Regions from separate parts of the Mus musculus genome. Here region 1 is linked to region 2. A link is a loop called in an ENCODE intact Hi-C map of the cell type or tissue named here. Cell type or tissue: gastrocnemius. All regions are shown on one strand. Links, peaks and the distances in the headings refer to the core of each region. The heading gives the core; the rest is flanking DNA. Region 1 has its middle 35 kb from the start of Ly96. Region 2 overlaps Stau2 (staufen double-stranded RNA binding protein 2).

Region 1 (15,856 bases), core at 3,846-11,845, 280 kb after region 2:
TGCAAGAGTCTGGCCATCTGGGGCTGAAGAGTCAGCTTTGATTATCAAGAGACCAGCACCACTGAAATGAGTGAAACAGTTACAAGGACAGTTGATGCTTGTCAGCTGGAGCTAAGAAATTAGCAGGGATTAAGAAAGAGGAGACCAGCATAGCTGGATGGTGGTTATGCACACCTTTAAACTCTACTCAGGAGGTAGAGGCAGGAGAACCTCTGTGAGTTCAAGGCCAGCCTGGTCTACAGATTAAGGTCCAGGATAGCCAAAATCAAACAGAGAAACCCTGTCTCAAAACATAGAAGGAAGGAGGAAGAGGAAGAGGAAGAGTCCAGTTTCATTGAGCTGAAACCTTCTGAGAAGTGTTTTGTGAAGGCACACAAAAGCTGTGTTCCAGAGACAGCTAAGGTTATTCCTCATGCTGGCAGTGGGAGTTGGTGGTAGTTTAAAAGTCACTCAGGTCATACTGGTCTTGAAGACATGAAAGGATCATGGAAAGCAGCTGAGACTTGGAACTGTGAGAGGCCAGGAGAGTCCATTGGTGAAGGTGCCTTAGTGGAGGTTATCGGTGCAGTGCAGCCCAGTTGCTACGGAAGACCCCAGCTTTTTAAAGACTTCAGGACAATGGGATGACCACCAAGAACAGCAGCAGCAGAGTGGGGGCAGCGAGAGCCAAGAAGACAAGCTGTGTGCATTGCAGAGGGCAGAGCTGGAGAAGTGATTTAAGCTCCTGAGCCCAGAAGATTGTGAGTGAATCCAAGACAACTGGACATTGAACTATTTATACTGTTGGATATTGGTTTTGCTTTGTTTAGGTTGCTACTGTGCCCTGGCTCTTTTCCCTTGAAGGAAGTATTTAACTTAATTTTGACTTTTATAGGAGCTCACAACTGAGAGACTTTGAACTTTTAAATGGGATTTTGGATATTTTAAAAAGACTGAATTTTTACTGCGTTTGAATTTGTAAAGACTGTGAGAATTTTACAGTAATGTGTATTTTTAATGTGAGATCTTGGGTATGAATAAGAAAAGGCTGTGATGTGTTTGTGTGTCAAATTGACAAAGGGTTAATTTTATGTCAACATAGACTTTAGCTTGTTTTAACACAAGCTAAAGTCTAGCTCTATGACACATGCATAACCCTGTCTGGCTCAGCTCCACATCTTCACTTTTCTTTACCTTCCCTCTCTGTAATGGGCATTGGTCTTCTGAGCCCCATGTTACTGTCAGTAGGTCAGCTAGAGCATGCTTTTGATACTGGGTAGAAGCAATCCCAAGTGAGACTATGACCCTGCCACTCTCCTGTGGCTTCTCCACCTCCAGGTCTTTTCTCCCCACCAACCACTGATGCGCTGGGGTAGAACCCAGCTTCACCACCCTTCCTCACTCAAGTGCTTGCCATTTGGTTATCTATTATTAAACTAAATTCCACGAACCTGGTGGGGTGCTCAGCCTGTTTGCTCACAAGATATCAGGAGCAAAACCAGACCTGCATTTGCTCTGAATCTACATCTATTGGACGAATGAATATTTTTTCTTATAAAAGATTCAAGTTGGGGCTGGTGAGATGGCTCAGTGGGTAAGAGCACCCGACTGCTCTTCCAAAGGTCCGGAGTTCAAATCCCAGCAACCACATGGTGGCTCACAACCATCCGTAACGAGATCTGACTCCCTCTTCTGGAGTGTCTGAAGACAGCTACAGTGTAATTACATATAATAAATAATAATAATAAAAAAAATGATTCAAGTTATGTGCATGTCATCATTTGACTAATACTTACTGGTTACCTGCTGTATGTTCATCTGTTTTAAGCACTGCTGTTATAGCACTGAACAACAGAAAACATAACAAAATAAATCTCTATTACTGATTGATGTTAGTCATAGGTGGCACAGTAGAGCGAGAAGCTCAACAAATGCTAAGCCTTCATTTTCCAAAGGAGCAGAGAGGTTTAGCCTTCTTGGGAAAGACTGATACCCAGCTAGCTCAATCCAGTTACTTTATTTAAACATCATACAAGGTTAATTGGGGCTGGGAAAGGTCCCAACTACCAAAGTTAAGTTACTCTTTGCTGCACATGAGAGCAGACAATCCACACAAATCTCAGTCCCTTTTGATCACGGCTAGTCATACTCCAGGTTTACCAGGAGTGTCTTAGGACTGAGGCTGGTGTAGCTCCAAGTTCTCAAGTAGTACCATGTGCAGATTCTTTAAAGAGACATTATTTCCTCAGGTTCAAACAGTCTCATAACAATTTCTCAGCCTCTATTGATTAACCCAAACATAGCAAAGGCTCTGCTGAAACATTTCACTCAAAGCCAGACACAAAGGCTTTACTATACATTTACTATATATACAGTACATTCTGTCTTCAAAGAATCTATATTTTCAAGGAGAAAGTGTATGACAGGGTATTTTTATAAGCAAACATACCATGTACATGCCACACTTACAGAAATGGGAGACATGGCAGTGAGAAAGGAAGTGACATTTGTAGTTTTATATAGGGTAACTGGAAAGACCTCACTCAGAAGGTGAAGTTTGAAAGAGTGCATTAGCAAGGCATGTGGTTTTCTGTGGGTAAAGGCATTGCAAGTTGAGAGAACTGTTGGAGTCAAGGTCCTGGGGTTGGAGTGTGCATAGTGATCTTGCAGAAGAAGAGGGAGGTGCTTATGAGGCAAGAGAAGCCAGAGGTGTGTGGGGAGAGAGTAGGCACATGCTGGAGTTTGACAAACCATCCTTAGGACTTGGGCTGCTGCTTTAAGAGATGGAAAAGCACTAGAAGGTTTTGTAGGGAATGCTATCACTCACACTTTAAAAAGGCATGGTCTGGCATCCATCTGTTGACATGGAAAGAAGTTGCATGAGTTTTGGCAGCAGTTTGGGTGGGGAAGGAAGTTGAGAGACTTGAAGTAATCCAGGTATTAGATGGAGGAGGCGTAAGAATGATCTATGCCGAGTTTATTCTGAAGATATAACCAACTACAAAATTACTTCTGCTACTGATTGGATGTAAGATATGAAAAAGAAAAGCTGAGATGATTTAGTTGCCTCTGAGCAAATGTAGGGATGGAGTTATTGCTTGAGGTAGAAAAGTTGGGCGGAATGGGTTTTAGTCATGGAGTTTGCATTTGGAAATTTGAAAATATATACTAGGCATCTAAGTGGAGACTTTGAAAAGACAAAGACTACCTGAGTCTGAAGTTCAGGAATGAGTTCTGGACTGGAGATAAACATTTGGATGTTGTCAACAGAGGAAATGAGTAGATATAGAGAAAGCAAGAGGTCCCAGGACCAAAGTCTAGAGTGCTCTGAAACTTAGAAGGAGCTTCCAAAAGACTGAGTTGGAAGCTTCACCTATTGACTCAAATCTGTAATCCCAGGTAATTTATACATTGAGTGAGATATGAGAATCACAAGTTCAGGTGCTCTGTGTAACTTGAAGGAAGCTTTTCAAAATAATAGGTATGGGTCTTGAGAAATATCTCAATAGTTAGCAAGAGAACGTCCTGCTCTTCCAGGAGACCAGAGTTTGGTTCTATTTCAGGTAGCTTACATATTATAGACTTCCAAATGCCTATAATTCTGTCTCCAGATCCACAGGGTCAGGCTCCATACATTATTAAAAATAAAGCAGAATCAGATATCTCTGTCATGAACAAGAAACTTAGGGAAATGGAAACTACCAGGAATCTATGAGGGTGACCCTAGCTATGATTCCTAGTAACGAGGGATATGAAGTCTAAGCTGGCCATCTCCTATAGCCAGGCAAGACTTCCAATGGAAGGATTGGGACACTAACTCACCCATAAACCTTTGATCCACAGTTTGTCTTGCCTACAAGATGCATTGAGGTAAAGATGGGACAGAAATCGAGGGAACAAGACCCATGCCCATGAGAGGGATCCCACCCTGACACTGCTAATGATTTTCTGTTATTCTTGAAGACAGGAGCCTATCATAATTGCTATCTGAGAGACTTCACCCAAAAAACTGATGAAAACAGATGCAGAGGCTCATAGCCAAACATTATGCAGAACTTGAGGAATCCTTCAGCAGAGGGGGAGGAAAGGCTTGAAGGAGCTAGAGGGGTCAAGGACAACACAAGATTTAGCCACCAGTGGCTACATGTACTGGGTTCCTGAAAGGAAATCTGGGGCTGTATGGGAGGGATGTCGAGAGAAGAATGAGACCAAGATAAACTTTCTGATCAAGGCCCAATGTTTACTTTTTGAGTCTGAATTAAAAAAAAGGGGGGGGGCATCCCTCACTACTACTGGATCTTGTGGCTTGTCAGGATCATCTTGTTTTGTCAGGATCTTGTCAGGAAAACAAGTTCAGACTCTCAATGGGTAGTGGTGTCTTGGAGGAAGCTGCAGATGTGACAGGACTATAGACTTTACCTAGCTTGGGTACCTAGGAAGACTCCAACCTAGGTGGGCTAGCCACTCAAGGCTGGGGGAGGGCACAACAAGAAAACCTACAGAATCAACCAATTTGCCTGAACTACCAATCAGGGGTCCTGCAAGTGAAGGAGCCAGAGGGGTCAAGAATACCACAGGAAAATCTACAGAATCAACTAACCTGGGCTAATAGGGGCTCGCAGAGGCTAAACTATCAATCAGAAAGCATGTGTAGCACTGACCTGGGCTCTCTGCATATATGAAACATACATTCAGCTTGGTTTTCATATGGGACTTCTAACAGGAGCAGAGGCTATCTCTGACTCCATTGCCTGCCTTTGGATCTCTTCCCCCTAACTGGGCTGCTTTGTCTAACCTCACTAGGAGAAGATGTACCCAGTCTTACTCTAACTTAATAATGCCAGGGTGGGCTAATCTCCATGGAAATCTTCCCCTTTTCTGAAGAGAAATGGAGGAGTGGAAGTGGACTGGGAGGAGGTGGGGATTGCTGTTGGGAGTAAAATAAATAAAATAAATAATAAAAGTTAAAAACAACAATAAAAAATCTAAAATCTTGAGACACACAGAGGCACACCTGCCTCCATGTGATACAATGCAGGAGAAAGAAGATATCCAGAGATCTACCTGCAGTCTTGCCATGCTTCATGGTCAGATAAGGGCTCCCAGAGACCTGTCTGCTGCCACTAGGCATGGTCATCGTATAGACACAGAGAAGTCTGCTTGCCACCATACTACATGGTGTGAGCGGAGGAGGTCATTCAGAGGCTTGTCAGCCATGTGGCCTACCCACAGTGAGAGCCACTACAATGTAGAATCATGTAACAGTTCAAGCATTAAGAAGAGAGATAGAACTGGAAAAGAAAGAGTGGAGAGGAATAGCCTGCTGTAAATATCCAGCCTCAGCCACCTGAGGCTGTGATGAAGTCCCAGCTTGTGCATCTGCTGAGGGTCTTTAAAGGCTGAGTCCATGGCCGTGCAGTGGCAGGGGTCTGTCTTAATGTCCATGGCTCACATTATCACTAGAGACCATGGGGACATCTGTGGTATGGGCAGGCTGTGCAGAACTGGCCCCACTCCTCACGGATTGAGTCACTCTGGAAAATGGGGACCCACTTCTCACCAGAGGCAGCACTCCACAAAGCAGACCCTGGTGGTAGGGTGCAGGTGAGCCAGCCTCTGAAATTTGATCTCACAACTTACATGCTGTGAGGTGCCTTGGGCCACTACTACCCTCCCTCTCCACTTGTGTTAGTTGGGAGAGCCACCTCCAGGGTCATGAGTTGGGGAGAGCTCCACTGCCCCCTACCAGCTGCAGCTCTTGGGAGAGTGGGTCCCAGCCTTAGCTGGGCAGCACAGTAGTGCTGCCTCTGGTGGTGTAGGTGCCACTGAGCCTACCCCGAAGGCATGAGAGCAAGTGAGCTAAGCCTGCTTCCTACTGATGGCAGTGTTGGTTGGCCTAGCTGAAGCAGTGCTGGAGAGCTTGCCTTGGTAGTGCAGCTGAGGGAGAGCCCAGATCCAGAGCTTTGAGTTGGCCCACCCCCAAAATCTACATAATTTGTAAACTGTTGGAACTAGCGAAAGGGTCTATTCTGCTGACCAAAGAAAGCTGCAGGCTCTCCATGACATAGGGATAACTGGGAGGAGCCCTGGTGAGGAGCCAATATTGATGGTGTCACAGAAGCCAGAGGCTAGAACCAATGAGGGTATTGCAATGAATACCCTCAAGTGAAAATGTAAGGTATACCATGGGACACACTGTAGCACACACTATGGCTTTCACAATGAGTTTTTTTCTGTGAGTTTATTTATTTGTTTGTTTTTTTATTTATTGCCAAGAACCTGCTTGGAGAGGGGTTCCAAGGAAGGGATGTCTGAGAGCAGCAAAAATAAACGACTTGCAGTCAAATCATGGGTTACTAGCTGGAGGCCTATGTTCCACTCAGGATAGCTTTCCAGATTGCTTTCTCTCTGTTCTGTTTTCTCTGAAGATCTCAGACCACTCTCCCTATTTTCTGCTTGAACCAGTTCTTCTCCAAGCAGTTCTCTCTTGCTATTCTAAAAAAAAATTCTCTGGAGAGAATTTTTCTCATCTCTTGCAGATCATAAACCCAGTCTTTTATTTTACATATCAATTCATATCAGTTACTCCAGGTTCCCTTATTATCTTATGAACCAGCATCCCATGACCCCAGGCCTTTAATTCTTAGGAGACAGCAGGCACATATTTTCTTTTTTTTTTTTTTTTTTTTTTTTTTTTTTTTTTGGTTTTTCGAGACAGGGTTTCTCGGTATAGCTCTGGCTGTCCTGGAACTCACTTTGTAGACCAGGCTGGCCTCGAACTCAGAAATCCGCCTGCCTCTGCCTCCCCAGTGCTGGGATTAAAGGTGTGCGCCACCACACCCGGCCATATTTTCTTTTAACATTGCAAAAAATTCAGAGATCTGTCTGCTTCTGTTAAGCACAGATGATAAGCTGGCTGGGTGGGACTCTGCCCTGAAAGTACCATTTCTACCCCTGACTAGGCCTAACCTTGCTCTGTCCCAGGTTGACCCTGAACTCAGAAATCTTCCTGTTTAGCTGGATAGATCTCCTGCAATCACCACTCCCTAAATCTCTTTATGACCTTACTTAGTATCTTTTTGACAAGTTGGCTCACAGCACAGCTGCTTTTGTTCCTTTAGATTTGTGAAGCCCCCCCCCATATAATTCATATTTACTGCATCTTTATATTTTGCATAATTGAGAGACTATATATTTTCAAACTCATACATTTTGATTTCTTTTCCACAGCCTTAAGGGCTGTCCTGAAGGTCTCAGAATTTATCATTTTGCTGAGACATTAGCCATACCTTTGTCTCTTGGCTTTCTGCTATCTCTGATTATCATGGAGGACATTCCTTGAAAGAGGAATATAAAAATATGTATATCATAATACAAACCAGCCTTATGCCCACAGCAGCTATTGAGACTTGTGGAGGCCCTATGCCAGCTGGCCCTGATCCCAGGGGCAGGAACCATGTCATTCCATCCCTACTAAGGCCATGCAGGACTTGGCAATTCATATATATATATATATATATATGTGTGTGTGTGTGTGTGTGTGTGTGTGTGTCTGTGAGTCTGTGTGTATACGTGTGTTTAATTTTCTTCTGCAGGGGAGTTTGCAAGGGCAGAGGGCACACATGAGAGGACAGGAAATAGAAAGTTGAAAAGAAAAAACCCCAAATCTTTAAAATAATACTTAAAAAGGAGGGTTACAGTAAGCATTTGTGTAGTAGGAGGATCATTCAATTCTCATTAAATCCTAAGTTCTAGGCCCAAGGGGGAGAGAGACAGATAGAGAAAGAGACAGAGAGACAGACAGTCAGACAGACAGTGTGAGGTCATTTTGGGATTTGGTTAGGGAGCATGTACTGTTTTTTTTTTTTAGGTATCAATTCTGGTTCTGTGCCTCTCAAATATGGAGTCACACAGCTCTGCCAACCACCCTGTGGTAACCCACTAAGGCTTGAGGAGGGCACATTCTTACCCACCCTACTCACCACTAAGGGGGAGAGGGGATCCTAACACAGACTTCCCTCAAAATGTTTTCCACAAACCTCATTTAAGTTATTTATGTATTAAGGATTCCCTAAGGTCTGGGTATGGTGGCGCATGCCTTTAATTCTAGCACTCAGGAGGCAGAGGCAGGCAAATTTTTGTGAATTTAGAGGCCAGCTTATTCGACAGAGAGAGTTCCAGGGCAGCCAGAGCTACATATTAAGACCCTGTCTCAAAAAACCAAGAGGAAAATAAAAAGTCTCTGCCCTATGCTCAATGTGTCCAGGAATTTGTCAGGTTTCTTGTTCCCTGATGTTGCTGTGTTTATATTGCATCTCTGCTGTGGGTGGGCCTGGATTCACCAGGACAGCCAGTGTGAGGCTTTCCCCAGGAGCTGTGGCTGTCTAGGCTGGGCATGTGACAAGCACTGGCTCATCAGAAGGGGAGGGCAAAAATTCCTTGTCTGTGTCACTCTCTAGAGGTAAACCAGACGGCTTGATGCCCTCTTTCTGCTCACACATATCTGATTACCACAATGAAACTAGCCTCTGGGTAACTCTGAGGTTGTACATAAGGGAACGGTGAATCCAAAGGAACACGAACACTGCTCAAGCCCTCAATTGGTCCAGCCTGCGTTCCGACTGGCTCTGTACCAGCCCGTGTCCTGGCTGGTTCTGGAATTACCATTTACTGGTTTACTGGGTTGAGTACCTCGTGTCTGTACCGAGAACATTCTAGTTGTTTCATTGCTACAGTGCTCCATCCCTGAAGCCAGGCTAACGTCAGCATCTAGCCCTTTGTGCTTTGCCCCTTCCTAGCTTCCTCTGGTGCTTTTCACTCTTCCCTCCCTGCCTGTCTTGTACCATACTTAGGGCCTGCAGCACGCTAAGGAAGCTCTTTATCACTGAATTATAATTTACAGTTTTCTGTTGCTGATGTTGGCACGGTCAATTTATACACCAGACACCTTAGGTCCAGGGACTGCTTCTTTATTTTATTATTTATTTGTTTATTCATTTATTGAAATAAGCTCTTACTCTAGGCCTGACTGGTCTGGTTCTCATTTTATGTAGTCCAGACTGCCCTTACTGTCTTAACAGTCCTCTAGTTTCAGCCTCCTGGGTGCTGAGATTACAGGTATGTGTTATCATATCCACTTTGTACAAATGTGTTAATTTTAATTTCTTTTAAAATCAGAATTAAAAAAAAAAAAGAAAATGTAGCCTTTTTGGAAGGCTGAAGTGGAAGCATTGCCCACTCCTTCTCTTTCCCCTTTTCTCCCTCCCGTATATCCCTCCTTTTCCTCAGAAAAGGGGAGCCCTAACATGATTATCAGCCAGCCTTGACATAGCAGGTTGCTGTAAGACTAGGCATCTTCTGTTGAGGTTAGACAAAGCAGCTCAGTTAGGGGAAAGAGATACAGTAGATACAGTGACAGGCAATGGAGTCAGAGACAGCCCCTGCTCTCACTGTTAGGAATCCCACATGAAGACCAAGCTGCACAACTGTTACATATGTGCAGAGGGCATAGGCCAATGTCATGCATGCTCTCTGGTTGATCGTTTGGTCTCTGTGAGCCTCTATGGGCCCAGGTTAGTTGATTTTGTAGATTTTCTTGTGATGTTCTTGACCCCCTGGGTCTTTCAGTTCTTTCTCTCCATCTTCCGTAAGTTTCCCCAAGCTCTGACTAACATTTGGTGGTGGGTCTCTGCATCGGTTTCCATTAGTTGCTGGGTGAATCCTCTTTGATGACAGTTATGCTAGGCTCCTGTCTGCAAGTACAGTAGAATATCTTTAACAGTAGCCAGGGTGGGCTCCCTCTTGTGGCATGGGTCTCCAGATGGACCAGTCATTGGCGGGCCATTCTCTTAATTCCTGCTCCATCTATACGCCTCAATATCTTCTTTTCTTTTCTTCTTTTTTTTTTTAATAATTTAAAAGAAGATTTATTTACTTATTTTCATGCATGTAAGTACTGTAGCTGTACAGATGGTTGTGCGCCTTCATGTGGTTGTTGGGAATTGTACTTATGACCTCTGTTGCTCTGGTTGGTCCACTCACTCTGGCACAAAGATTTATTTATTATTATACATAAGTACACTATCTGTCTTCAGACACACCAGAAAAGGGCGTCAGATCTCATTATGGGTGGTTGTGAGCCACCATGTGGTTGGTGGGATTTGAACTCAGGACCTTTGGAAGAGCAGTCAGTGTTCTTACCCACTAAGCCATCTCACCAGCCCACTCCTCAACATCTTGTAGGCAGGTCAAAAATTATAGGTTGAAGGTTTTGTGGCTGGGTTGGTGTCCCAATCCCTCCATTGGAAGTCTTGCCTGGTTATAGGGGATGGCAGGTTCAGGCTCCATATTCCCCATTGCTAGGAGTCTCAGCTAGGGTCACCCTCATAGATTCCTGAAGTTTCTATTTCCCTAAGTTTCTAGCTTGTTTCAGAGATGCACCCCTTCATTCCAGTTATCTCTCTCAGTACTCTCTCCCTCCATCCTCTCCCATCCCAGCCCCTCCTGTTTCCATCTAGCGGCGCCCCTGCCATCCACCCATGATGTCTATTCTATTTCTTCTTCTCAGTGAGATTCACATGTCCCCCACTTGAGCCTCTTGTTAATTAGCATCTTTGAATCTGTAAATTGTAATATGGCTACCTTTTACATGCTTGTCTTTCTGGGTCTGGGTTACCTCACTCAGGAGGATCTTTCCTAGTTCTGACTATTTGCCAGCAAATTTCATGATGTCATTGTTTTTAACAACTGAGTAATACTCCATTGAGTAGACACACCACATTTTCTGTATCCATTTTCAGTTGACAGACACTAGGTTGTTTCCAGTTTCTGACTATTATGAATTAACCTGCTCTAAGCATAACTTGGCAAGTGTACTCCCTGTGGCACGGTGGAGCATCCTTTGTGCATATGCCCAGGAATGGTTTAGCTCCATCTTTTAATTTTTTTTTCTTTTTTTATTAGATATTTTCTTCATTTACATTTCAAATGCTATCCCCTTTCCTAGTTTCCTCTCTGAAAGTCCCTTATATTCCCCCCTGTCCTGCTCCCCAACCCACCCACTCCTGCTTCCTGGCCCTGGCATTCCCCTGTACTGGGGTATATGATGTTCCCAAGACCAAGGGGCCTCTCTTCCCAATGATGGCCAACTAGGCCATCCTCTGCTACATATGCAACTAGAGACACAGCTCTGGGTGATACTGGTTAGTTCACATTGTTGTTCCTCCTATAGGGTTGCAGACCCCTTTAGCTCCTTGGGTACTTTCTCTAGATTTTTCATTAGGGGCCCTGTGTTCCATCCAATAGACGACTGTGAGCTAGATCTTGAGTTAGATCTATTCTCAATTTTCTGAGAAACCACTATACTAACTTCCAAAGTGTCTGAAAAAGTTTGCACTCCCACTGGCAATGGAGGGAGGAGTGTTCCCTTTGCCAGTTTGAGTTTTTGATCTTACACCTGATTCTGACAGGTGTAAGATGGAATCTCAGAATCATTTTGATTTTCCTTTCCCTGATGGCTAAGGATGTTAACCAATTTTTTAAAGTGCATCTCAGCCATTAGAGATTCCTCCATCAATTAATTACTTGTTTAGATCTGTACCCTTTTTTAAAATTGGGTTATTTGGTTTGTTGATATCTTGTTTCTCTCTCTTTCTTTCTTTTCTCTCTCTCTCTCTCTCTCTCTCTCTCTCTTTCTTCTTTCTTCTTTCTTCTTTCTTCTTTCTCCTTTCTCCTTTCTCCTTTCTCCTTTCTCCTTTCTCCTTTCCTTTCCTTTCCTTTCCTTTCCTTTCCTTTCCTTTCCTTTCCTTTCCTTTCCTTTCCTTTCTCTTTTCTTTTTAAAAAGATTTATTTATTTCATGTATGTGAGTACAGTGTCACTGTTTTCAGACACACCAGAAGATAGCACCGGATCTTCATTACAGATGGTTGTAAGCCACAGTGTGGTTGCTGGAAATTGAACTCAGGACCTCTGGAAAAGCAGTCAGTGCTCTTAACTGCTGAGCCATCTCTTTATCCCGATGTCTAGTTTTGAGTTCTTTATATATTTTGGATATTAGCCCTCTGTTGGATGTAGGGTTGGTGAAGATCTTTTCCCATTCTGTAGGCTGTCTTTGAATAATGTAGGACATTTTCTTAATCAGTGAATGGTGGGGAAGGACCCAGCAGATTGTGGGTGGTGCTATCCCTGGGTTGGTAGTATTCGGTTCTAAAAGAAAGCAGGCTGAGCAAGCCACAAGGAACAAGCCAGTAAGCAGCACTCCTCCATGGCTCTACCTCAGCTCCTGCCTCCAGGTTCCTGCCCTGCTGGAGTTTCTGTTTTGACCTCCTTAGATGATGAAATGTGACATGGAAGCATAAGCCAAACGAATCCTTTTCCCTATAAATTTGCTTTTTGGTCATGGTGTTTCATCATAGCTATAATAACCCTAACTAATGTCCATCTACTTTTACATGAGCTTTAGGAGTTGATCTGTTTCAAATCCCTACATATACACAGAAGATCCTGTAGAGTTAGGGTAATGGCAGTCACTTTTCATTGCTGTGACTAAGAGTCAGACAAAAAGCAATCTGAAGATATAGAAATTTACTGTGACTTGACAAGTCCCTTCTGGTCTTTCCACCTGTGAGTGGAACACAACTTCTGTCCCATTCTAATCCTGTGGGACCTGAGACAGCATTAGGGAAGCAGTAAACCCGGCCTGACCAGGGTCACAAGTCCCTTCCGGTCGGCGCCAGCACCGGGTCACCTGGGCGAGGAGTCGGAGGACACCCCCAAGGTCCCTAGAGGACAGTTTCTGAGGCAGACCCCTTTTTGAGCTCCAGACATCCAGGTACCTTCCCTGCCAGAGGACAGGTGTCCTCCCCTCCCAGGAGGACTTTGCCGAAGCACCGGGGGAAGTCATCTTGGTTCCCGGATCCCTTTAAGACTAGTCTGCACAAGTGAGAGTGTGGACTACAGAAGCTAACAGCTTCTGGGACAGGCCCTGTTTCAGGCCTTCATCTTCTCCCAGGAGGCAGGTCCGAATGCCAGATATCTATGCACCTTCCCTGCAAGAGGAGAGCTTGCCTGCAGAGAGTGCTCAGGCCACTGAAACTCAGGAGAGAGCTGGTCTCCCAGGTCTGCTGATAGAGGCTAACACAATCACGAGAGGAACAAGCTGTAACCAGTGACCACTATAACAACTAACTCCAGAGTTTACCAGATGGTGTGAGGCAAACATAAGAATCTTACTAACAGAAACCAAGACCACTCACCATCATTAGAATGCAGCACTCCCAACTCACCTAGTCCTGGGCACCCCAACACACCCAAAAACCTAGACCCCGGATTTAAAAGCATATCTCGTGATGATGGTAGAGGACATCAAGAAGGACTTTAATAACTCACTTAAAGAAATACAGGAGAACACTGCTAAAGAGTTATAAGTCCTTAAAGAAAAACAGGAAAACACAACCAAACAGGTAGAAGTCCTTACAGAAAAACAGGAAAGTACATCCAAACAGGTGATGGAAATGAACAAAACCATACTAGACCTAAAAAGGAAAGTAGACACGATAAAGAAAACTCAAAGTGAGGCAACGCTGGAGATAGAAAACCTAGGAAAGAAATCTGGAACCATAGATGCCAGCATCAGCAACAGAATACAAGGAATGGAAGAGAGAATCTCAGGTGCAGAAGATTCCATAGGGAACATGAACACAACAATCAAAGAAAATGCAAAATGCAAAAAGATCCTAACTCAAAACATCCAGGAAATCCAGGACACAATGAGAAGACCAAGCCTACGGATAATAGGAGTAGATGAGAATGAAGATTTTCAACTTAAAGGGCCAGTAAATATCTTCAACAAAATTATAGAAGAAAATTTCCCAAACCTAAAGAAAGAGATGCCCATGAACATACAAGAAGCCTACAGAACTCCAAATAGACTGGACCAGAAAAGAAATTCCTCCCGACACATAATAATCAGAACAACAAATACAATAAATAAAGATAGAATATTAAGAGCAGTAAGGGAAAAAGTCAAGTAACATATAAAGGCAGGCCTATCAGAATTACACCAGACTTTTCACCAGAGACTATGAAAACCAGAAGATCCTGGACAGATGTTATACAGACACTAAGAGAACACAATTGCCAGCCCAGGCTACTATACCCAGCCAAACTTTCAATTACCATAGATGGAGAAACTAAATTATTCCATGACAAAACCAAATTCACACATTATCTTTCCACGAATCCAGCCCTTCAAAGGATAATAACAGAAAAAAACCAATACAAGGACAGAAACCATGCCCTAGAAAAAGCAAGAAAGTAATCCTTCGACAAATCTAAAAGAAGACAGCCACAAGAACAGAATGCCAACTCTAACAACAAAAGTAATAGGAAGCAACAATTACTTTTCCTTAATATTTCTTAACATCAATGGCCTCAATTCTCCAATAAAAAGACATAGACTAACAGACTGGCTACACAAACAGGACCCAACATTTTGTTGCTTACAGGAAACCCATCTCAGGGAAAAAGACAGATACTACCTCAGAGTGAAAGGCTGGAAAACAATTTTCCAAGCAAATGGTCTGAAGAAACAAGCTGGAGTAGCCATTCTAACATCGAATAAAATCAACTTCCAACCCAAAGTTATCAAAAAAGAAAAGGAGGGACACTCCATATTCATCAAAGGTAAAATCCTCCAAGAGGAACTATCAATTCTGAATATCTATGCTCCAAATGCAAGGGCAGTCACATTCATTAAAGACACTTTAGTAAAGCTCAAAGCACACATTGCACCTCACACAATAAAAGTGGGAGACTTCAACACACCACTTTCATCAATGGACAGATTGTGGAAACAGAAACTAAACAGGGACAGAGTGAAACTAACAGCAGTTATGAAACAAATGGATTTAACAGATATCTACAGAACATTTTATCTTAAAACAAAAGGATATACCTTCTTCTCAGCACCTCATGGGACCTTCTCCAAAAATTGACCATATAATTGGTCACAAAACTGGCCTCAACAGATACAAAAATATTGAAATTGTCCCATGCATCCTATCAGATCACCATGGACTAAGGCTGATCTTCAATAGCAACATAAATAATAGAAAGCCAACACTCACGTGGAAACTGAACAACACTCTTCTCAATGATACCTTGGTCAAGGAAGGAATAAAGAAAGAAATTAAAGACTTTTTAGAGTTTAATGAAAATGAAGCCTCAACATATCCAGACTTTATGGTACACAATGAGAGCATTTCTAAGAGGAAAACTCATAGCTCTGAGTGCTTCCAAAAAGAAACTAGAGAGAGCACACACTAGCAGCTTGACAACATACCTAAAAGCTCTAGAACAAAAGGAAGCAAATTCACCCAAGAGGAGTAGACAGCAGGAAATAATCAAACTCAGGGGCAAAATCAACCAAGTGGAAACAAGAACTATTCAAAGAATAAACCAAATGAGGAGCTGGTTCTTTGAGAAAATCAACAAGATAGATAAACCCTTAGCCAGACTCACTAGAGGGCACAGGGATAGCATCCTAATTAAGAAAATCAGAAATGAAAAGGGAGACATAACAACAGATCTTGAAGAAATCCAAAACACCATCAGATCATTCTACAAAAGGCTATATTCAACAAAACTGGAAAACCTGAATGAAATGGACAAATTTCTAGACAGATACGAGGTACCAAAGTTAAATCAGGATCAAGTTAATGATCTAAACAGTCCCATATCCCCTAAAGAAATAGAAGCAGTCATTAATAGTCTCCCAACCAAAAAAAGGCCCAGGATCAGATGGGTTTAGTGCAGAGTTCTATCAGACCTTCAAAGAAGATCTAATTCCAGTTCTGCACAAACTATTCCACAAAATAG
Region 2 (15,856 bases), core at 3,002-11,001:
TGTGAATAAAGACCGTGAGTTAAAGGTATGGTACCCGGCCTGCTATGCTAGTGGAAGACATGCCTTTTGGAAGTGGGGCCTCTGTGGAAGTAGTCCAGTCAATATGAAGGTGTGCCACTGAAAGGGGTACTGAGGAGCTAGAGAGATGTCTCCGTGGTTATGAGCATTTGTTCCCAATTCCCCCATGGCGGGTCACAACTATCTGTAACTCCAGTCCCAGAGGATCTAATGCCTGTCCTCTCTCGACCTCCTTGGACACCAGGCATATACGTGGTGTACAGAAATACCTATAGACAAAACACTCATACACAGAAAATAATAAAGGAAATCTAAAAATTCATCTTTGATAATATAAAAGGAGTCTGAAATCAGACTGTCCATCTTTCTGTCTTTGCACCTAGCATCTGAAGGTGAATGGCGTCTTCTACCATGGACTCCCAGGAAGATGTTCTACCTCACCACAGGTGCAGAGGCAGTAAGGTCCAATCACCAGGGTTGTACACGTCCATACTTGGAAGCCTGAAGCCTTGTGTGTCAGAATGTACCTGTAACTTGAGGACTTAAGAGGTAATGCAGGAGGATTGGGAATTCAAAGCTAACCTCAGCTACACTATGAGCTTCCATAGAAGACTCAGTCTAAAAAAGTTAAAGGAAAAAGGATTACCCTTCCCGTTTTTACAACAAGGTCTTCTTACTTTGTTGCTCAAGTTAGCCTCAAATTTATGTTATCCTTCTGTCTCAGCCTGTCAAATGGGGAAATGCCAGGGTTACAGGCAAAAGCCCCGTGCCCAGCTGACTATTTTGTCACAGTAATAGATAATTAACACATGCATAAGCTGTTCTCCAACCTTCCCTTAGCTGTCCAGTCTCCTGACACAATACGACATTTTTTTATCTACAAATACGAATATCCCAGGATACATGCACACATGCATGTAGGCTAAGCACATCTACTCACAGTTTGTCATTTGGATATTAAGTGCTTTCTATTTGTGGAATATCAACTAGGGCCTTAGACAAAGAGAAAAACACCACAAGATGCAGCTACAACCAAGCATCCTGGGTGTTAACAGGAGAGAAGTACTTCAGAATCCCCCCTGTATCACCAAGTTGTACAAGAATAAACCTCTCCACTTATAAAACAGAACAGAGGAAAATAACATTCTGCTTAGGCCTCTATATGAGCTCAAGCAGAAAATCCAACAGCAAAGAACAAAGAAAACAACAGCTAATTACTATTTATATTACCTTAAGTAGGAAATGAGATAAGTTTTCAAAAGTATCCCTAAGTGATGTTTCTTGGACTTAGCCTCTCAGTTCCTGGTTTAAGCAGCTACCAGTTAATCTGGAATCTGCCAAGAAGTAAGCTGCCTCCAATCTTGTGCTCCACATCTCCGGAGCAGATTCTAGCTTAAGCTGTCATCAGCAAATTCAGGTCACACATGAAATCATACCTTTTAGAGATTACTGAGTAATGCTGCCTTTCTAAGGAGGCTTTCCAGCTGAAACTGGCATTGCAGCTTGAGGTGAGCTCTTGGAGTCTTTTACCCTCTTTGTTATCAGCAGAAAAACCATAAAGAATGCAAAAATATAAAGGGAAAGAACTCCTGATATGAGGAGACATTTGGAGAACATGTAGGTACAAGTCCTGCTCCCCCATGGAATACACAAATCAGATCTCAGAATTAGAAATGAGAGGAAAATATTAACATTTCTTAACAACATGTAGAAAAGTGAGTAAACCAAATTACATCCCATGACCCTGGACCCTTGGCCCTCCTGCCACCTCTGCTCCCCCTGGTGCCTGTGTTCCAGACACAGTCTACACAGTCAAGGCAGCCAAGAGCCCCAGACACAGTTTACACAGTCAAGGCAGCCAAGAGCAGGCATCCTCCTCCCTGCTTTCGTTCACATGGTTCTTTGTTTGTCCTACCCCTCCTTCCCCCGTTTCTTTCCATCTTTGTCAAGTGCCCCTCCTCAGTGACTGCACCCCTCTTACCCACTGCCTCTTCCTCTAGAACATGAACGTATAAAGCACCAGGATTGCTCTCTGATAATCCATCACTTTAGTGCCAGATTGCTTTATTTGAAAATAATAAATTCACTAGTCAAAATTTTAGTAAGCAACCAGGGATTAAAATATATATAAAAGAAATCATGTTAAAACAAAACTGTTGTCATGAATGTCACTTAATACATTACAAGTGTTTTATCCTGGGCCCTGTGGAGATCAGGGTAGACCTCCTCAAAGGCACTGTGGAGATCAGGATAGACCTTCCTCAAAGGCACTGTGGAGATCAGGGTAGACCTTCCTCAAAGGTCAAATCAGGATAGACCTCCTCAAAGGTCAAACCCAGAACTGTAAACACCATCCTGTGTGGACCTAAAGTACTGTCAATCAAGAAGCCACAGACACCTGCACATCCATGTTTACTGCCCCATTATTCACAATAACAAAATATATATAGATCCAAATGGAAGAGAAAACGTGGTGCGTATACACAATGGAGTGTTACTCATCCAAAAAGATGAACAAACCTTAATCTTTTGCAGGAAAATGGAACAAGAGATCATCATGTTACACAAAATAAGCTAGACTCAGAAAGACATATACCATGTTTACTCTCATGCACAATCTGTATTTTTTTTTTTTTAAAGGAAGAAATACAGACAGGGTACTCTTTGGGAAAAGAAATGAAGAAGGAGGGGAAAGGGGAAATAAGAAAGGATAGTGATTAAATTATATACAGCTATAAAATATCATAATAAATCTGTTGTTTTGCATAATTAGCATAATTTGCAAATAACCTATTTTGAAAAGAGAGAAAATATGAGCTAGGTATCGGGATGCCAGCCTGGACTACACAGAGTTCAATGTCAGCCTAGATAAGATTGAAGAACTCTCTCCACCTTCTCCCCAAAATCAGATAAAAAAGTGGGGAACTTAAAAATGAAACATATTACATGTATAAAATGGACTGTGTGCTCTTTGCTTGTTTCTACTGTACTGAAGCAGTAGCTAGCTCTAGGGATGCCAGGGAACCACAGGCCTAAAGGAAGAGCAACGGCACATAGTATGAAGAAGGGTAGGGTAAAGCTGTACTGCACACTCTGAGCTGAGAGCCAGGAAGCCTACTGGGGATGCCACAGTGAGAAAGAGAGACACTGGGAAAGGGATAGGGCTGGAGAGATGGAAAATGCCTGGCAAGCCAGACAGGCTGAGGGTATTAGCCAAGCTAGAAGGGGGGATGGGAGGTACTCTGAAAGCATCACCTAAGTGGGGACTAAATCAGAAATCATCCCATACAGGCCAACTCCAGGTAAGTAAGAAGACCACATAGAGCAGCTGTCAAAGGACATAACCTTCCAATGAGACATAAGGGCTTCCTAGCATAAAGTAAGACACACTGAGGAGGAGGAGGAGGAGGAGGAGGAGGAGGACGACGACGACGACGACGACGACAACGACGACGAGGGAGAAGAGGAGGAGGAGGAGGAGACACAGGAAGCCAGAGAGACTAGACAGGAGTTATTTACTTAAGAGTAACTCCTAAAAGAAGTAGTCAGAATTCGAACAGTACCATTTTAAATGGAAACCGTTAATTTCTACTACCAAACAAGGCACTACAAAGCATTAAGTTATATATAAACTAAATTATTATATTCTCTATACATCTGATTAGCAGTAAGTATATAAAACCTTAACAAAGGCATTACAAATACTGATCACATATCAAAGTTCTTATATATAATAATGAAATTGTAAGCCAGGTAGTAGTTGCCCATACCTTTAATATAAGCACTCAAGAGACAGAGGTAGGTGGGTCTCTGTGAGTTCAAGACCAGCCTGGTCTACAGATCGAGTTCTAGGATAGCCAGGACTACACAGAGAAACCCTGTCTCAAAACAAAACAAAACACAAAAGGAGGAGGAGGGCAATGAGGAGGAAGAAAAATTGTTTTTAAATATCAATATCAAAAGCTAATAAAATTATAACAAGACACAAAGTTAAAAGGCAAAATATAGGCAGAAAAATTACAAACAAAATAGATTGACTGTTAATAATGTTAACACAAACATTTGAAAACTAGTCAGGAAATGCAATAAAAATAAATTAAAACAGACAAATAAAAAGATACCTAGTAAGCACCTGAGGACAGCCCTGCTTGGGAGCAGTCAGCATCACAGAAAGCTTTAAAGATCACTTTGTAACTTTCAAGCAAAGTAACGTATTTCAAAATTCAGAGCTATAAAAATAGAAAATGCATTCTCAAATGCTATAAAAAATGAAAACCAGCATTGTCATGGTATTCATCCTCTGTACTTGGCTTTCTTCTATGTCCTGGACATTGCAAACATATAGAAGGGTATGTAGAATATTGAAAATTCCTTACTGTGACAATCCAAAAATAGATATTTCTGAATTTACAGAATGACTTTAGAACATTTCTTTTAAAAAATGAAAATTGCCAAATCCAATTAAAACTCAAGATTTTTTCCTCCAGAGGAAATTATTAAAATTAGTAAATATCTTGGTAACCTCTTTTAATGAAAAATTAGAACAGAATTGTAATATGGTTGAGTAATATATTATTCTTAATTGTAATATTCCTCCTGTAGTGATCTACATCTAGGAAATAACAGAGCTATAAACAATATTTGTAAATAAACATAATAAACCTATTTCTATGATGCTATTTATGTAGGGTATGTGTCTATAATCCCAGGGAAGGAGGTAGACACCAGCTCAGGTGTCAGAACAATGTACACAGGTGAAAATACACCTTGCCAGATGAGGCCATCTATAGCCAGCTCTAAAAGGCTCTAAAAGAACAATTATATGTCACATGGTCTCTACGCTGGGTGAAAAAAGTACCATATCGCACACACAGATTAAACAAGTTAAGAATCAGCCATACTATTCAACAATTAAGAAAGAGAGAACCCAGATATAAGCAGTATTAATAAATCTCAAAACAGAGCAAGAAAACCATCGGTTACAGTAAAAGAAGCCAGAGAGATTATGTGCAGCACATATTTATATGACAGAACTAATCTGTGGCAAGAGATTGAAGATCACTTCTGGCAAAGGGTGTGTTGTGAGCATGGAAATCTAAGGGAACCCTGCCATGATGGCAAATCCATCAAGACACACTTAGGTTAAAAGTCAGTGAAGAGAGAACAGATGCATACATACATGAGGTCATCAAGATATACACTGATGATCTGTGCATTTTATTGTACATATACACATGTATTACAGAACAACTCAATTTCCATTAAATATGTTTATACACAAAGAATAATTTAAAGTAAATCAAAATATTTACAGTAGCGAGCTCTAGGGTAGCAAGATATTTCTATTTCTTTACCATCTAGCATTTTCTACATTCCCTATGATTAGTTTTGTATAAGTTTTACAATAAGGATTGTGGTGGTTTGAATAAAAATGACCCCCATAGGTCTATAGGGAAAAGGCACCATTAAGAGGAGTGGCCTTGTTGGAGTAAGTTGCTGGAGGAACCATATTACTGACTCTTCCTGCTGCCTGTAGATCAAGATGTTTGTAAGCCAGCCCCAATTAATGCTTCTCTTTATAAGAGTAGCTGTGGTCATGGTGACTCTTCACAGCAATAGAACCCCTCACAAGAAAAGAGATCCTGTTTTTATTTTGAAATTTCTACACTCTTGTAAAGTTGCACTTGAACTATCACAACTGTGCCATATGCAACAAAGACTTAGTAAAGCCTCTCCAAAGAAGTTGCTATAAATCACAAAAATGCAAGGCCATTAACGCAGTCATCAAGTCAGGAAAGGCAGACACCAAGTGTACTGTGGTGAGGGAGTGAGAATGCTGCATGGCGGGTCCCGAGGCTTGTGTACATTAGCAAAGAAAGCTTCTGAGGCTACAGAGTTTTGTTTCTGTTCTGCCTTTAACTTCCAACACACTTGGTGAGTCTGGTTTATCTAAACTCCCAAGATGCCCAAGGTCAATTGTGTTCACAATGCAAATATCCTTAGAATGTCAAAAACGTCTGCAATATGCATAAAATAGTAAATAAGAACAAAACCAAAGAAGACATACAAACCTCTGATTGTACATGCCCCGGAAGTTGTAGTTAGCTCTATAATTTGGGAATGGCTTTGGATCTAGTGGCCTGTAGATGGCAGGCTCTCCCCTTTTCATAGCGAGCCCATTCAGTTCCACAGTTGGAGTTATACTACCTGTTTAAAAACATTAGAGATACACAGGTGAAACATTGTCACAACAAACCACACCAGCTAGACTTCAATTAGTAATCTCTGAAGGAGGGGGAGTGGAAGGCCTCTCCACACAGTTCTCTAATTAATATAAACAAAGTTTAAACTAAGTTTTAGCATTTTCTGTACTTAAAAAATTCAACTGTATAGTCATATTATTTAAAACCAAATAGTAACTAGTTTGGATATCAATTTTATAAATACCCCAGAAATGTATGCATATTTAATCATTAAAAATATCACCTGTTAATAATTTTATTTATTTATTCATTGCTAATCAAGGAAGTAAACATTAGCAATTAATACAGGGTTAGCAGTAATGCTTTGACTTATCTGATGATAATCTGTGGGTGAGACTTTCAAAACCTAAAATGCCATCTAATCCCAGGAAATACCAAAAAAACAAACAAAACCCATACAGTCAGTACCTATAAAACCCACCAATGTGCCACCAGATGCCTAAGCATCACAATATAAACCACTCAACAATAAAGCAGACCAGACCCGCTTGCTTTCACTCTCTTCCTTTCCTTGTTTACTTTTTAACATAACAAAACGGTGTGTATTCTGCCCTACCTTTCATTTAAGAAAATAAGATATAAGCATTTATTTGCTTTTTTTAAGCATAAAGCCAAAACTGAGATTTTATTCATAATTACACAAAAATTTCCGGGGGTGGGGGGGAGAGAAACCACTAAAATACAAAGGAAACACAATCTAATTGTGAACTGAGTTTGTGATTTAATGAGAAGGAAATTTTTAACTAATTTTTAAAAATACCAATGAGATTTACTCAAAAAAAAAAAACAGAACAAAACAATCTCAAACTGTTTTCCATATTCATATTACCAGAAGTATGAATTTTAATAGTAACATACTTTAAATTCAAATAAAATTAAACCAAAATAGAGACAAATATTTTTAAAGAAAAAAAAAAAACACAAGTGCACTAAAACTAAACTAAACTGATGGCCTTAACTGTGCAAGTTAATTATTTTAAACGACTTTAAAGACAGCAAAATATTTGTAGCCTAAAGAAAAGGAAATTGAGAAATATTTCTAGCAAACATGCTACTGATGTCAGTACTATTATTACATTATTATACATCCAAAGATAGGTGCAAAACAAATTAAAGTACAAATAACTGTGTTTATGTTAGAATCAGATAATGAAATGTAAAAATCAAATACATGAATTAATCTAAAATATGAATCAAACGTGTAAGTATCTGATGTATCTCTCTCTAAAAACAAAAAGCAGAAGAAAGGTGGTGAGACTGTGGCAGGCTGCTGGCGTAGTGTGCTCAGAGCCTTGGGTTTGATCCCAACGCCATCTGAAGCAGGAATGGTAGTACATGCCTGCAATCCTAGTGCCTGGAAGTATACAAGAAGAGCAGACATTCAAGCTCATCTAAGCAACACACTGACGTAAAAGCCAGCCTGGGCTCTACCACAAAAGTAAATATAAAAAAACTTTAAAGGAATATGGTATTTCCCAGCTCTATCTACTTAAGAGAGGCCAAGCAATGTGTTAGTAACGAAGGCAGCCAGCACATCGAGTGTAGCTTATAAGTGTCACTCCCCATTTAAAGCATGCACACTCCCACAGGAACATCCTTGGAGACATGGCGGATTCCAGGTCTGCACATGATGCTAATGAAGGGAAAGGATCAAACCCTTACCTTGCCTTTCCTGAATAAACCGTATTTGGAATAAGATGGTAAAAAAGAGGAACGTTCATCATATTAGCTGGGATTCCAGCAAAAGGAATGAAGTCCGCCCTCCCTCCCCCTCCCCCCACCAAAAAACAACCAACCACCAGTTTGTTAACTGGTGATAAAATACTAGATATTCTAGACAACAGCAGCACACTGCTACTGTCACCTATCCTAACGTTACTGGAACTTGCTAACTGATTAACTGGACCAATAGCACCAGAGGCCATGGATCAATCTTAAAATCAAGAGACCACCAGAAAATGTCTTCTGATCCAGTGCACCAAGGCGAGCATTGCCCACTGGGGAGCACTGCCAGGGACATCAAGCCTGAAGCCATGCAGCCTTGTTTTCAGTTTTAGGTCCAGAAAAGGCTCTACGACACACAGGTGGGCAGTTGGCGAAGACAGCATGCAGGAAACTACACAGAACTCACGACCCAGTCCAGCAAGCAACCTGCACGCAGAGCAAAGCTGGGAAAGCTCGTCTGTAGAGCAAAAGCAATAAGAAGATCTCTTCTATTCTTCACTAGAACAAGCCAACTCGGAAAGAAATGAACAGCAAGGAGAATCTGCACATTTTTAAATTATTAAAATTAGTATTTTCTTTGCTTGATACTGTGAAGAGCCTTTGCCTTAAAAAGTATTTTTTTATGACAAAGTAAAAACTAATTTGATTTAAAATATTCTAGGGTCAGATGCTTCTGCCTGTAACCCCAGTACTCAGAAAGCTGAGGCAGGAGGATGTGAATTCAGGGCCATAATGACTAGGTTGGGTGTCTTATCTCCCACATGTGTGTGTGCCTCAGGCAGCAGGTGACTGAGAGCTAAGACTAGGTGCATGAGCCCACCAGTGGACAGACAGCAGGGCCTTCCAATAGCTTCTACATAGGTGAAAAGGGTTTTGGAGGTGGTGGTTTGGCTTGGGTTTGGTTTTGGTTTTTTTGTTTGTTTTTTAATTTTGTAGCAAAAAGACACAATGTAACATTGGGTCAAGCTTTATTTTAAATATTAAAATAGATTATTTAATTAAACATATGTGCATATACATATATATGAAACCTATATATTGAGTGAAATTTAACAAAAAATCTGTACCATTTGTTTGAAATATGCCTTTTAGACTATCTACTTAATATTTCCTTTATTACTCAGAGTAGCAATTACTTATTTGATTAAATAGCAATTCAACTAGTTTAAATCCCTAAAATATATATATACACAGACACACATACATACATACATATATGATAGTAAAGAAAAGCGAAGGGAAAGGGAGGCTTTTTTTCTCTCTCCCTCTTTCTATGCGTTCCTGGGGGTAAAGGGAAATACACAGATGGCAGCATGAGCTCAGTGGTGTAGATGTGAAGACTCACATGATCCCCATCCTACTCAACAACATTCCATCATCTCAGGCCTCTCTCCAGGCACTACACAGCACCCTTAGCGACTCACCTGACTCCTGGTGTGACCAATCTGTTTGCATCTTCTTGACAGATAAAGAAACACCACTTTTGTCTTGCTTCTTTCTGCATTCATTGCATATATCAGGAGTTTTTAATATTTTATCATTGAATGAAATCAACAATATGTGTTTGTTTGCCTTACTAACAGTAAAGGAGCAGTATTTATGAGGTCATCTTGGATATTTCTAAATAGGCCACATGATGGTTACTACTCAGTGACTGTGGATACTGATCTAGAGGCAGGGGTGTGGGTCATCCAGCTGACTTCTTTAAATGTACAGGAAGCTGCCCAACAATCTTCCATAGACTTTAACAATAAAGTATAATCCGTGTCTTTAAGTTTACATTTCAAATGTCATAAGGATTTCAGTTTAACAAGTACAATATTTATCAGAATCAAGACTTATGAACTACTTGAATTAAATGGTTTTGTTTGTTTGTTTGTTTGTTTGTTTTGTTGTTTTGGTGGTGCTGGTGGTGTTTTGGTGGAAGCTGAATTGGTGGTGGTGGTGGTTTGGTTTTTGTTGTTGTTGTTGTTGTTGTTGTTTTTGAAGTGAAGCCCTGGCTGGCCTAAATTTTCAAATCCCTTCCTTATCTTCCAGAGTAAGTCATCATCCCAGAAAAACTTATGACATTTTGAATTCCTTTACATAATAACTATTCATCCACAAGTAGAAAAAAATTCAAATGGGGGACTTAAAAGACCCCACCCTAAAGCTAAGGCAATAAATAAGAATCCAATATATTTAAAAATCCCAAGTAGGGGCAGTTAATGTGAGGTGATGCACACACAGTACTGGGGTATACTACATCTACCGCATCACAAACTGTATGTTAGCATAGGTAAAGTATTCTAGCCATCTGACTTAAACGAAAGAAACTCATACAATGTCTGACTTCTCACTTCTGACTAGAAGCGAGAGTACTGCACTCTCCTCAGTGGTATTGGAAGCTGGATTTTGTGGAGCGGAAGCAGAAGGGAGCCTGTGGCACAAGTGAAAGAACCAGGCTCTCGCCACAGGAGCTAAGAGGAGCCTCTGAGAGATGGTCAGCTCTCATGTTCTGAGTGTGAGAGAATCCACTACACAAAGAGGATGACTACTCAAGGTTTCTCAGGTATTAGAGGCTATATGCTTGGTGCTGCAAACACATCTACACTGGGAATTCTTGGATTCTTTTTTAATATTCTCTATTTTATGTACAGGTGAGTGAGCAGTGGATGAGAGCGATGGCGCCACACAGCGTCAGAGGGTAACTGACACGAGCTGCTTCTCTCCTCCCTCCATGCGGATCCCAAGAACTTACCTTCAGCTGCTGGGCTTGGTGACAAGTGCCTTTTACCCACTGCACCATCTCACAGGTCCAGGTTTCAGTAAACATTTTAACTGATACATAATCATACATATTTATGGGTATCTTATAATATTTTGATATAGCTTTAGATCTATTAAAGAGATATCAGTGCTAACTATTAAAAAGTTCAATAACTAGGTATATAGTCATACATAATAATTTTGAATTTCTATACATAAGTGAAAAAGGCCACTACTAGTTTTTTTAAATAGTTTTTTTTTATTATTGGGTATTTATTTCATTTACATTTCCAATGCTATCCCAAAAGTCCCCCACCCACCCACTCCCACTTCTTGGCCCTGTCATTCCCCTGTACTGAGGCATATAAAGTTTGCACGACTGATGGGCCTCTCTTTCCACTGATGGCCGACTAGGCCATCTTCTGATTCATATGCAGCTAGAGACACGAGCTCCAGGGGGGTACTGGTTAGTTCATAATGTCGTTCCACCTATAGGGTTGCAGATCCCTTTAGCTCCTTGGGTACTTTCTCTAGCTCCTTCATCACTACTAGTTTTAATTTAAAATTTTTACTGATTCTTTGTGAGTTCCCCATCATGCACCCCAATTCTACTCATCTTCCTGTCCCTTTATATCTCCCTTCTGCCCTTGTAACCCCCACATAAAAGAAAAGAATTTAAAGTGAATAAATAAAAATAAAAATGAATAAATACAATTAAAAAACATCTCACTGTGGAAGCTGCAGTATGTCACACGGGAGCCCTCTTGCCTATACAGGTTTACTTGCAAATGTTCATTAAAATGATTCCATGATCTGGTTCAAGGCCTCTGGCTTCTGCTATGCTATCAAACTGGATCCTAAGCAGGACTCCTCTCAGATATCCTTTTGTTGCCCTGTGTCATTAGTTTGGATCTGCAGGACATGCCCCTTCATGAGCTCCAGCAATTCATACATAGGGTAGATGTTGGGGTGGGTCAAGTCATAGACCTGGGTCTAGGCCAGGGTGGAAGCTGAGTTGGTCAGTCCATGTGCTCTCCTGTGCCCACACTACCAGAACTAGCCCTCCCACTTAGCCCAGGCAAGCTGTGGGGTCAGCTCTCCTGCTCTCATGCCCTTGGGCCATCTCTCCTACAACCCCACCACCAAGGTGAGCTCTATTGTTCTGCCTAAGGGAGGTAAGGAGCCAACTCTCCTGAATGCTGCAGCTGGTGAGGGTCTGTGCCAGCTTTCCCAAGTTCTACAAGTGGTGAGAGGTGGGGCTAGCTCTCCCACTGCTCACTTTAGCTCAACATGGCCCAGGTCTCCCATGCTGCCCAGGTAAGGGACAAACTGCTTTTCTGAATATGATGGCCATTGAGAGTAGGGCCAGCTCAGCACAGTACTTGAATATCAACATGTCCTTAGGTGGCAGCCCAGCCCAGGAATATTCCCATGGGACTCAGACATCAACACAGACCCTGACTGAAATACAACCAGAGACCTAGACATGGCCCTCAGCAGCAAGGCCAGACCAGGACTTAACCATGGCTTCAGATGGCAGCACAGGCCATGTAGATCAGTATGCCTCCAAGTGGCACTGCAGCCTTCAGACATCCACATGGCCTCAGATGGCAGACTTGATGTACAGATATAAGTGTATTTACTCATCATGGTGGCTCTGAGGGCTCAGATGTCCCTCTTCTAGCTGCCTGGGGTCACAGAGCCAGGGGTCAGGCACTTAAAGCTTCCCACTAAACACCAAAACAGTTTTATAGAAAGTTAGAAAGTCCTGAACATAATAGCCACCCACCAATTACTTGCTGGAAGATAAACTGATTGATTAGCCACCAAAGGCTCCCTACAGAAATGACTGGCACATATCCAGGACAAGGAAAGTACATGAAGGAATAGGAACACCTATAGAATCCAAAATAAATTCAAGACCACTCAGCTCCTTCCCCCTCTGAAGGGACTTTCCAAACTATACTAGCAGGCCAAGTGCAGCCAGTTAAGGAAGCTGGCCAACTAAACAATGGTGAGAAAAAAAAAAAAAAAAAAAAAAAACACAAGGGCAGGCAAAGTGAGGGACTAGGCCAAAGGTAGTCACCCTATGCAAACCAACCAATGCCTGAAAGGGTTACTTGATACACCAATTAGAATAAGCCAGCTAGCCTTGTTGCCTAAATCTGCCCCTTACAAGGTATAAAAAAGTGCGTTCTTTGTTCGATCTGAGTCTCTCCTCTTGCCTGCATGCTGAGGGGGGGTCCCCAATGCATTGTATCAATAGAAACCCTCTTGTGGTTTGCAGCAATGTTGGACTCTGTGGCCTTTGTGAGTGAGGGTCTTTTGGCGGACTCCAACAATCATTCCCCTTCAACGGGCTCCTCATCACCAGCTGAACTTGCCTGGTTACCACAGAGCTGCCTCTGCAGTGCACTGGCAAGGGGTTTCAGCCAACTGTACATAATGTACTAAGACAACAAACAGCAAACTCTTTCCAACATCCCAAATAAGCAAATAAAGGTGACTCCAGACAGGCTAGGTTTCAATTAGCAAAACAAAACAACAACAAAAAAAAAAAACTTCTAAAAATAATATGACGTTATCTTCACAATCATGAAAGACATGAGATATAGCAAATAACATATTTTAAAGCACTAACAATAAAAGACTAATAAGCCTATCATTTTTAAAAGATTTTTTATTCTTCAAAATGCCAACATTAAGAATTTCAAGATCTTCCTTCTGAGCCCCGAGGAGGCTGATAAGGGCTCCAGAATACTCTCCATGCTTCAGGACCACGGGATCACCTTGGGATCACGGGGGAGTGGAACGCAACATCAGCTCCAAAGAATGGCATAGGGTCTTGTGCCCTCGGGAACAGGAACAGAGGAACCCTGTCTGACCAGAGGCTAGGATCATTTCAGGTTGGCCAGCCCCGCCATCTTCTGTGTGAACCCGGCCAAGGGCATCTAGGGCACCAGAGGACTCTTCATGCCACAGGACCGCTAGCACACCCAGGACCTCCTGATTAACTGAGCAATAGAAGCAACAGAGCTTCTTGGTCAGGGTCCCCTCAGGCCTTCATCCTCAGCCAGGAGGTGGAGTTGAGACCCAGACCGCTGGGCAAATTCTTTGCCAGAGGAGAGTCAGCCTACAGGGAGGGTTCTGACCCCAGAACTCAGGAGGTGGATCAGAGCTCCATACTTCTGAACACCTGCCCTGCAAGAGGAGAGCTTGCCTGCAGAGAGTGCTCTGACCACTGGAACTCAAATGAGAGTTGAACTCCCAGGAGTGCTGACAGAGGCTAACAGAATCACAGGAGAATCAAGCTCCAACCAGAGACAGCTTGATCATTAACACCAGAGATGTCCAGATGGCGAAAGGCAAACATAAGAATCTTACTAACATAAACCAAGAGCACTGGGCATCATCAGAACCCAGTACACCCACCACAACGAATCCTGGATACCCCAGCACACCCAAAAAGCAAGAGGTATATTTAAAATCATATCTCATAATGTTAGTAGAAGATTGAAGGGCATTAATAACTCATTTACAGAAATACAGGAGAACAGTGGTAAAGAGGTAGAAGCCCTTAAAGAGGAAACACAAAAATCCCTCAAGGAATTACAGGAGAACACAGCTAAACAGTTAGAAGTCCTTAAAGAACTACAGACAAACACTGCTAAACAGGTAGAAGAAACACAAAAATCCCTTAAAGAATTACATGAAAACACAACCAAACATGCGATGGAATAGAACAAAACCATCCAAGATCTAAAAGTGGAAGTAGAAACAATGAAGAAAACCCAAAGTGATGTAACGCTGGAGATAGAAACCCTAGGAAAGAAATCAGGAACCATAGATGTGAACATCAGCAGCAGAATACAAGAGATGGAAGAGAAAATCTCAGCTGCAGAAGATTCCATAGAGAACATGGGCACAAAAAAACAAAGAAAATACAAAAAAGATGCTAACTCAAAACATCCAGGAAATCCAGGACACAATGAGAAGACCAAACCTACAGATAATTGGAGTAGATGAGAATGAAGATTTTCAACTTAAAGGTCCAGCAAATATCTTCAACAAAATTATAGAAGAAAACTTCCCAAACCTATAGAAAGAGATGCCCATGAACATACAAGAAGCCTGTAGAACTCCAAATAGACTTGACCAAAAAAGAAATTCCTCCCGACACATAATAATCAGAACAACAAATACACTAAACAAAAAGAGAATTTTTAAAGCAGAAAGGGAAAAAAAGTCAAGTAACATATAAAGGCAGACCTATTAGAATTACTCCAGAATTCTCACCAGAGACTAAGAAAGCCAGAAGATCCTGAACAGATGTTATACAGACACTAAGAGAACACAAATGCCAGCACAGGCTACTATACCCAGCAAAACTCTCAATTACCATAGATGGAGAAAAGAAAGTATTCCATGACAAAACCAAATTCACACAATATCTTTCCACGAACACAGCCCTTCAAAGGATAATAAAGAGAAAACATTAACACAAATATGGAAACTACACCCTAGAAAAAGCAACAAAGTAATCCTTTAACAAAACTAAAAGAAGACAGCCACAAGAACAGATTCCTAACTTTAACAACAAAAAATGACAGGAAGCAACAAGTACTTTTTTTTTTATTTCCCTTAATATGAATGTACTCAATTCCCTAATAAAATGACATAGACTAACAGACTGGCTACACAAACAGGACCCAACATTTTGCTGCTTACATGAAACTCACCTCAGGGATAAAGACAACACTACCTCAGAGTAAAAGGCTAGAAAACAATTTTCCAAGCAAATGGTCTGAAGAAACAGCTGGAGTAGCCATTCTAATATTGAATAAAATCGGCTTCCAACCCAGAGTTATCAAAAAAGACAAGGAGGGGCACTTCATAATCATGAAAGGTAAAATCTACCAAGATGAACTCTCAATTCTGAATATCTATGCTCCAAATGCAAGGGCAGCCACATTCATTAAAGAAACTTTAGTAAAGCTCAAATCACACATTGCATCTAATACAATAATAGTGGGAGACTTCAACACCCCACTCTTACCAATGTACAGATCCTGGAAACAGAAACTAAACAAAGACGCATGGAC

The links. Peaks named below come from ENCODE experiments on the same cell type or tissue, not always from the same donor. Only the 100,000 strongest peaks of a DNase experiment are listed, where the experiment ranks them.
Region 1: a loop joins it to region 2, with 2.6 times the contacts of the local background. A loop is called at or near these places in 2 of 42 quality-filtered maps.

Annotation. Positions count from the first base shown.
Region 1 is chr1:16,715,420-16,731,275 of GRCm38, forward strand. No RefSeq gene overlaps it. Among named protein-coding and RNA genes, the nearest start is that of Ly96, 35 kb to the left of the region's middle. In gastrocnemius, for the core only: no CTCF peak of the experiment used is centred there; a DNase peak (open chromatin) is centred at 7,415.
Region 2 is chr1:16,434,234-16,450,089 of GRCm38, forward strand. It overlaps Stau2 (staufen double-stranded RNA binding protein 2), which reads right to left. Exons shown (of 14, transcript NM_025303.3): 5 at 6,090-6,225. Among named protein-coding and RNA genes, the nearest start is that of Stau2, 77 kb to the right of the region's middle. In gastrocnemius, for the core only: a CTCF peak has its summit at 6,162 (motif pointing right); a DNase peak (open chromatin) is centred at 6,169.